3 separate regions of the Mus musculus genome follow, and all the other regions are linked to region 2. Evidence: chromatin loops called from intact Hi-C (ENCODE). Cell type or tissue: heart. All regions are shown on one strand.

Region 1 (2,500 bases), 120 kb after region 2:
AGGAGAAGAGTGGCTTTCCTCCATTCTCCTCTCCTCCTCTTGAATATAATGGTAGCATGGATCACCTCCCTGTTAGGAGGGCATTCAAGTTTCTGGGCATCCTTGGGCTTTGCCTAAGGGAGACATCCTGTAAAATGTGCTTTATTTGACATAAATTCCCTTATAGAAATTATGTCATAGATTTTCCTATATCTTCCTGTACTGCTTTTACTTCTTTACTGATCTAAGGCAAAAACCACATCTTTTCCTATTTCACAGCCTGTCTGTCACCATCAAATCACTGTGTTCTAATCCCTGCAGGTCCCAGCTCCCTAGTTATCAGAGTCACCAACCAAATTGGTGATGACACAGCATGGAGACACACAAACTATGCTCTGGCTGCACAATGGTCCACCAAAGATATGGGATCTTATAAAGAACAGCATCCAATGATATGCTGAATATACTGTCCTTATAAAAGGGGAGGGCAGAGAGAGAGAGAGAGAGAGAGAGAGAGAGAGAGAGAGAGAGAGAGAGAGACTAGCCAGACAGAAACCATGGAAACCAGACGAGAAACACATACTTCAAAGCAGAGACCTGGAGATAAAGCCTAAGAAACCCCCCAAGTCAAGAAAGTATGTCTATCTAGCACTTGAGTGACACAAATGTGCCCATCAGGAAAGATTATTCTTGCTGCACAGCTGGTAGCCCCTCAGTGGAACATAAGCCCCTAGCCAGGAGGAGATGTCATATGCCAGATGTGAAACAAATGCTTCTGTCCTCACAAATTTACATGTTGAAGTTATGAACGTAATATGGTAGTATTTGGAGGTAGGTCTCTGAGACACAAGGTTAGATGAAGTTGTAAGAACAGGACCTCAGTCTTATGGGAATGGTGTCCTTATAACGAAATGGAAACACTAAGACCATTCAAGGAGAAACAGATTGTTCAGCAAATGTGCTAGGATGATTGTGTGTGAAAACTGGATTCACACCATGTTCCAAACCAACTGGAAATGGATTAAAAGGTATGGGATCATAAAAGTTCTGGAAGAAAGCTCCTTGGCATTGTTTCTGATACAATATATATGTATGTATACAATATATACATATATGGGTAATGCTAAAAGTTTTGGCAATAAGATTAAAAAGAAACAAAACAAAAAGATTACATGCCTAGAAGATTCTGCTGGTCAAAGGAACCAATTAATGAGATGGACAGGCAGCCTGAGAGAAAAAAAAATTCAAAATCCACAGATATGATATGGGGTTAATATCTGAAACATATAAGGAACTCGTATAATTCAATGGCAAATGAAAACAAAGTCAAGCCTGAAGCCCCCCCACCCCCAAAAGGGGAAAACCAACTGAGAAAATGACCATAGACATGGAAGTGGTGAACAGTGTGTGAGCTTGGCATCACCCATTGACAGGGGTAGACGAGGAAAAGTCACAGTGCAGTCTCCTGGTAGACTGGCTGTTGTAAACAGCCATGTGATATAATATTGCTGAAGACGAGAAGGGGGTTTCTTGGCACCCTTCAGATGTAAATTAACATAGACAGTAAAAGTAGGTCATTATCCAAAACATCCTCTTTGGAGTACTGCCCAATGGAAATGGAATCATTGTCTTAGAGATCTACAGCAGCGACAGAGTAGACTCAACCTGAGTGTCCAGTAAAGACAAGCAAAGAAAGAAGTTACGATATTCACACACAGTGGAATCTTTTAAAATAGTTGCTTAGTTTTAGTTTACATATATAAGGAAGTCAGAAGAGAAACTGGATGACTGTGAGTTCTACGAACCCCACCCTGATCCCTACAAGTGCTCTTAACAGTTGACGCATCTCTTAAGCCTCACACAATGGAGTTTCACCCAGTCTCCAAAAGGAAGAAAATTCCATCCGTTGTATTGTGGATGGATTTGGATGACATGAAACTAAGAGAAGTTAGCTATACATAAAAAGTACTGCAGGACCTCACTTGATGCTGCGTTGGTTTGCTTGTCCCTGTAACAAATGTTCAATGTTGTCAGCTTATAGAGAAAAAGCTTCTCCATAAGATAAAAGCTTCTCTATTGATAAAAGTGGGTTGCTCTAGTGTTGTGAAGCCCTTGTTGAAGCGGCTCTTCTGGTGGGCATGTATATTACAGAGCAAAAGAGATCATGCTCGCCACAGAGTCAGGGAAAAGGAGAATGAGGGAAGGGGTGTCCAATACGTTGATCTTCTTGACTGTATTAATCCACTCAGGATGAACATATTAAATAAAGCATTTTGTGTTCCTGAAGTATATACAGCAAAAAAAGAGCCAGTGATTTAAAAAAAAAATGCTTGCTTGCCCTCTCACCCTTTCCCTCTCCCTCTGCCATGTGAAATAGCAAGATATTCTGTCAGCAAGAGACCCTCCCCCGACATCAAATCTGTTGCCATCTTGACCAGCGTGCCAGCCTCCTCGGACTGTAGATTAGTTAAGCTGTCTGGTCTGTGGCATTTTCTGATGGTAGCAAACAAAGCACCCTGAG
Region 2 (2,500 bases):
CTTTCAACACTAGCCTGAGGAGTCTTATGAATCTGGTTGCCCTTTTGGCTAAAGTGGGGAGGAAAGGAGTCAACTCAGAATTAAGAGCTGTGGTTTCAATTCTGAGGAAGGCACAGTTAGGTAAAAAGACAGTCTAGCCTTTAAATCTGTCTGTGAGGTTCGTCCTCTTACATTTTGGACAGGTGCTATGAGTTGAATTTCCATTTCTGGTCTCCTTTTTACGAAGGGTTTACATGCTTGCAGCCAAGTGTTATTAGATGGTATTAGATATTTGCTTTATGTGTGTTTGTGTGCAGGTGTCCACAGAGGTTGTGAGCAGTCCTTGGATTCCAGGGAGCTGGGGTTAAGGTAATCTGAGCTACCTGGTGTGAATACTGGGAACCTTTGGAACAGCACCAAAGGACTCTTAGCCACTGAGCCATTGCTCTAGATCCTATCACTGTCTTATAAATGCAATTCGGGATAGCTATTTTCTAAGAGAAAATTTCCAACCGGTAAAACCAAGATTTAATTTAGAAAATATGTGTTTCTATTTGAAGGAGTTTTTAAAATTATTAGTTTAATGGCCCTTGAATTCTAATCCTTCTTGTGATTGTCACACCATGAATATTGTGGCTTCTGTATTTGGTATTCTGTTTAAACATTTCTTTCAAATATATATATTGGTGTGTTCTTCATGGACATTTGAGGTCAGAGAACAGCTTTTGGAAGTCAGTTCTTTCTTTCCATCATGTATGTCCTAGGGAGCAAACTCAGGTCGTCAGGCTTGGTAGCAAGCATCTTTACACTTTGCGACATGTCTTTGACCCTTACATTTTCTTGAAAAAGTTAATTGTAGCATTTATGTTCATAACATAGAGCTTACTGCCTACCTCCAACGTGGCTTTGTCTTATAGAACCAGGCTCTTGTCCCATTCATTCCTAACTCTCCCTGTCCCTCTTTCCCAGTGTCCCTCCTCTCCAGTGTCCTTCCTCCACAGTGTCCCTTCTTCCCATTGGCAGCAGTCCCCATTTTACATTCTGCCTCTGGGAATTTGACTTAATCTAGATACCTCGTGTAAGTGGATCATAACCATATTTGTTGTTCTGTGACTGGCTCATTTCACTTAGCATAATATCCTCGTGTGTTTGGTGCTTTGGTTTTTAAAATACCATTTCCTCCTAACACCCGTGGGCTAACTCATTTACACTCTACAAAGGTCACCAGTGGAATTTTAACAACACCCCCTAAGTCTGGAAATAAATGTTAAAGATGAACATGTGTCTGGAAAACGCCACGTTGCTCACAGCAGAGTGGAACATCTCAGGGGTGAAAAAGCTAACCCACTGCAGCCTCCATGGTGAAGAAGGGGGTCCTGTCAAGTGGCACCAGCTGGGAACCTCTTGCATAGTAGGGCATAAAGCCATAGGCATGAAGCCAAGGGCAGGGGACGCTCTGCAGATGTGCCCTGCTCACACTGGTGCCAGCGGTCATGCTGCCCTACCGGGGCTGGGCCAACAGCTGCTGGTGGAGGAGTGAGGCTGGCAGCGGCTCTGGAGGGAGGCATGTGCCGGCTCGGCGCCAGAGCTGAAGAGCAGTGGGCAGCTGCTGGGAATCGAAGACTGGACGAGAACAGAGGGTACCATAACACCCCAGACTCCCTGGCATACCTCCTCAAAGCAATGTTACCGCTGCCGTTGTATTTCCGGCTCCCCAAATTCTGCGAACACTGAGTCTCTCTCCTCTTTCTCTGTCTTCAGGGCCCACGCCAGGCTGCTACTCAGCCTTGTCACACAAATGATTGAACAAAGTGAGGGTGGGGGCTGGGCTGGGGCTGGCTGGGGACAGTTTTTACGAGCTCCCGGGGGAGGGGGGCGGCTGTTCATTTATCCCAGCAGCAAGGCAAATACTCTAAAACCCGTGACCCCACCCTTTTCAAAGAAATGTAATTTGCTCTTGTCAATAACATGGATTTCCCACCTCAAAAGAGCCAACATTTTCTCGTTATTTATCAAATCTTTTACACTCTGATGACTAATGAAAAACTCTCTGGCAATTTGTTACTGTGTTGGCATTGTTTACCATCAGAAATGACACTAGAACACAGGGGCACTCCGTTACAATTGCATTCAAAGTTTACTCTCTCCCCAGGGAGCATATACCCCCACATATCCATAGGGGCTGATAACCATTATGAATACAGCCTTTATGAATAATCTACGAGGCACTCAGCACCTCAAAACACCACATTGCAATTCATCAGCTCATTTTGGCATCATGAGAGTGTTTGTGATGTCACCTCAGTTGAAAAGAACGAGACTTAAAGCAGGGAAACATCTTTACTAAGGCCATATAGCAAGTCAATTGCAGTGTAAGTATAGGTCACCATAGCCTTCAGCCAGAGCTCCTTCCTCTGAACTGTGTTTGTGAAGAACATGTTAGAATCAGGGAAAACATGTGAGACACCACACACACACACACACACACACACACACACACACACCACATACATGTTGTTGT
Region 3 (2,500 bases), 110 kb after region 2:
GCAGCTCATTGGCTTCTTCAAATAGTTTGCTATGGGTCTGAGGGTATCCATCAAAGTTCATGAGCTAGAATTCTTATTCTTTTTTTCCAGAATTAAAGTGTGTGTGTGCGTGCGTGTGCGTGTGCGTGCGTGCATGCATTTGGGTACCTGTGTACATGCATTTATGAGCATGCCCAGGTACCATGGAGCCTCAGTAGAAATTAGAGGATAGCTTGCATAACATGCAGCAGTCAGTTGTCGCCACCATATGGGTCCAGTGGCTTGATCACAGCAAGTTCCTTAACCCACCGAGCCATCCTAATCCTCTGTTCAGAGGCTGAATGTTGAGAGAGGAGGAGGCCACGAGACCTTTCCCCCTGGGATAAACACTCTGTGGAGTTGTTTCCTTATCTTAAGAGTGGGTTGTTCTAAAAATGACTTTAGTTCTTTTGATCCAGGATCTTTCAAGAACTGAGAGTCATGTGTAGATATGACTATACCCAAGAACTCTATCATAGGCAGACAGTCGGGACAATGGCACAGAAGTGACATTAAGAAACCCTGATAACAAAGCTATGAAACCCTTCAGAAGTAGAGTGCAGGATCCAGGGGAACATGAGTTTTGCCAAGAAGTATAACAATAAGAGAGCCCTAATAAAGATGTCAACTAGTCCAAGGCCATTAGGGCCATGATAAGGCTATCAAGGCTCTAGAGTAACCCAAGGAGGTCCAGCCTTAGGTCCCAGAGCAAGCCATAAGTTCCATTGACTTGTGTACATTGCCCAATTCATACTCAGGTAGCATGCTTGTGCCCTGAATGCTTGAATCAAACCTAAATCAAACAACAGGGGACCAATGTCCTGTTTTCTTGTTACCAATAGACATTAAGCAAAATTTGGTTTTGAAATTAAAAAAAAAAAAGGCTTTTCTGCTTTGCCCCCTTCCATTCTTTCTATCCATTCTCAAATGCCCTTTCAGCCTTTCATTTGCTAATGCTAAGGCCATCACCAAATTGTTGAGGTATGAGCCCTTTGGCAGCTTTCCTCAAAGAACTGTTTTTAGATGACATTTGGAGAGCGTCTATACTGATCATGTTGTTTCGTTCCTGGATAAACAGTCCTCTACTTATAGGAATGACTCAGAACAGGGTGAGTAAGGGTCAATCCCAGCCAAGTCTCATTTGCTGAGGTGACTCAGCAGGGAAGTATTTCCATAAACCAACCACAGCGTTTTCCTTTGTGAGCCAGGGAGCAAGCTACCCCTGACCTCACATGGGCTGCGTTTGTGAGCAATGGGCAATGTCCCAAAGATACAAAGAGCAAACGAAGCATTTCCAGCCCATCATTCAGAGCATTGTGATGCAGACAGCCCCCACCAATATACTGCTCCTTTTGACTGTTTCTTACCAGACAGTTTTGATGGTTGCTGAGTTTTCATTTGTCACTGTTCTTCCTCTGTGGATGACGTGGGAGCCAATTCCTTCCAGTGACAGCCACACTTGCTGACTCCAAATCTGTATTTCTTTTCATGCTCCCCACTGGCCACAAATCCAGAGATACATATGCTATGTGGTCTCGAATGCCTCTTAAACCTTTGTCCTGTTCTTTCCCTAACCTCTCAGAAGTGATTCCAATAATGTGGCTACATCTGGAAGTGATACTGTGGCTGACACCGTGTTCTCTGTCCAAGGTGGAGAGTCAGCACTGAGGATATCAGAGTGAACCAAAGGGGTGTGGTGTGTCTTCAGTAGCACACAGCATTGATCGCACTGTGGTGGTACACAGCTTGTCTTTGGATTGCCAGGCAATGGAACAGGAAATGTTCTTCTGGTTAAACTAGTTGGACCAGAGATCCGGAAATAGCTGCTAAATGCAGTGACACATTTACAAAGGTCTGAACAAACCCCAGAGCAACCCAGCCAGCCATCTGGGGTATCATAGCACTTAGCCATCTTCGCAAGCAGTGCATCAGACTGTCCATCTTTCACAACTTGCAATGTGACAAGTACTGGTGGCTACCAGATTTAGCAATTGAACACAGAGGAATTCATGTTATGTTTGAATTTCAGATAAACAAGGAATAATTTTTATGACATAAACATGCCCCAAATGCTACATGGGACATGGTAATATTAGCAGTTATTCATCATTTATCTACTATCCAGATAAGCTGAGTATCTTATATCTGGTAAGGGTAGGCTCCTGGAAAGTGCTCATGGGGATATGTGGGTCCATTCTGGGGTTCTGAATTTTATTTGTCTGGGATTTTATTTAATGGACTTTAAATTAAAGGCCATTAAACTAAACAGTGTGTTAGTTACTCCTATGACACTGTGACAAAATATCTGATAGAAGCAGTGCAAGGTAGGAAGGAATATTTTGACTCACATTTTCACATAGTGGTGGGGAGAGTGCTAAGAAGCAGAGCGGTTCATGCCATGGTAGACCATAAAGCAAAAACAAACACAACAACGACAACAATCACAGCTGCTGGGGTAACTTCTCCTCTTTCCTCCTTTTTT

Evidence for each region. Hi-C counts contacts between places; a loop is a spot of excess contacts. Peaks named below come from ENCODE experiments on the same cell type or tissue, not always from the same donor. Only the 100,000 strongest peaks of a DNase experiment are listed, where the experiment ranks them.
Region 1: it touches region 2 in a loop (1.8-fold over the local background); 2 of 42 quality-filtered maps call a loop at or near these places.
Region 3: a loop joins it to region 2, with 2.0 times the contacts of the local background. A loop is called at or near these places in 2 of 42 quality-filtered maps.

The regions. Positions count from the first base shown.
Region 1 is chr13:35,383,913-35,386,412 of GRCm38, reverse strand. No RefSeq gene overlaps it. Among named protein-coding and RNA genes, the nearest start is that of Gm22674, 92 kb to the right of the region's middle. In heart, no CTCF peak of the experiment used is centred here; no DNase peak of the experiment used is centred here; H3K4me3 peaks cover 285 bases; H3K27ac peaks cover 812 bases.
Region 2 is chr13:35,502,722-35,505,221 of GRCm38, reverse strand. No RefSeq gene overlaps it. Among named protein-coding and RNA genes, the nearest start is that of Cdyl, 160 kb to the left of the region's middle. In heart, no CTCF peak of the experiment used is centred here; a DNase peak (open chromatin) is centred at 1,471.
Region 3 is chr13:35,394,561-35,397,060 of GRCm38, reverse strand. No RefSeq gene overlaps it. Among named protein-coding and RNA genes, the nearest start is that of Gm22674, 100 kb to the right of the region's middle. In heart, no CTCF peak of the experiment used is centred here; a DNase peak (open chromatin) is centred at 1,190; H3K27ac peaks cover 785 bases.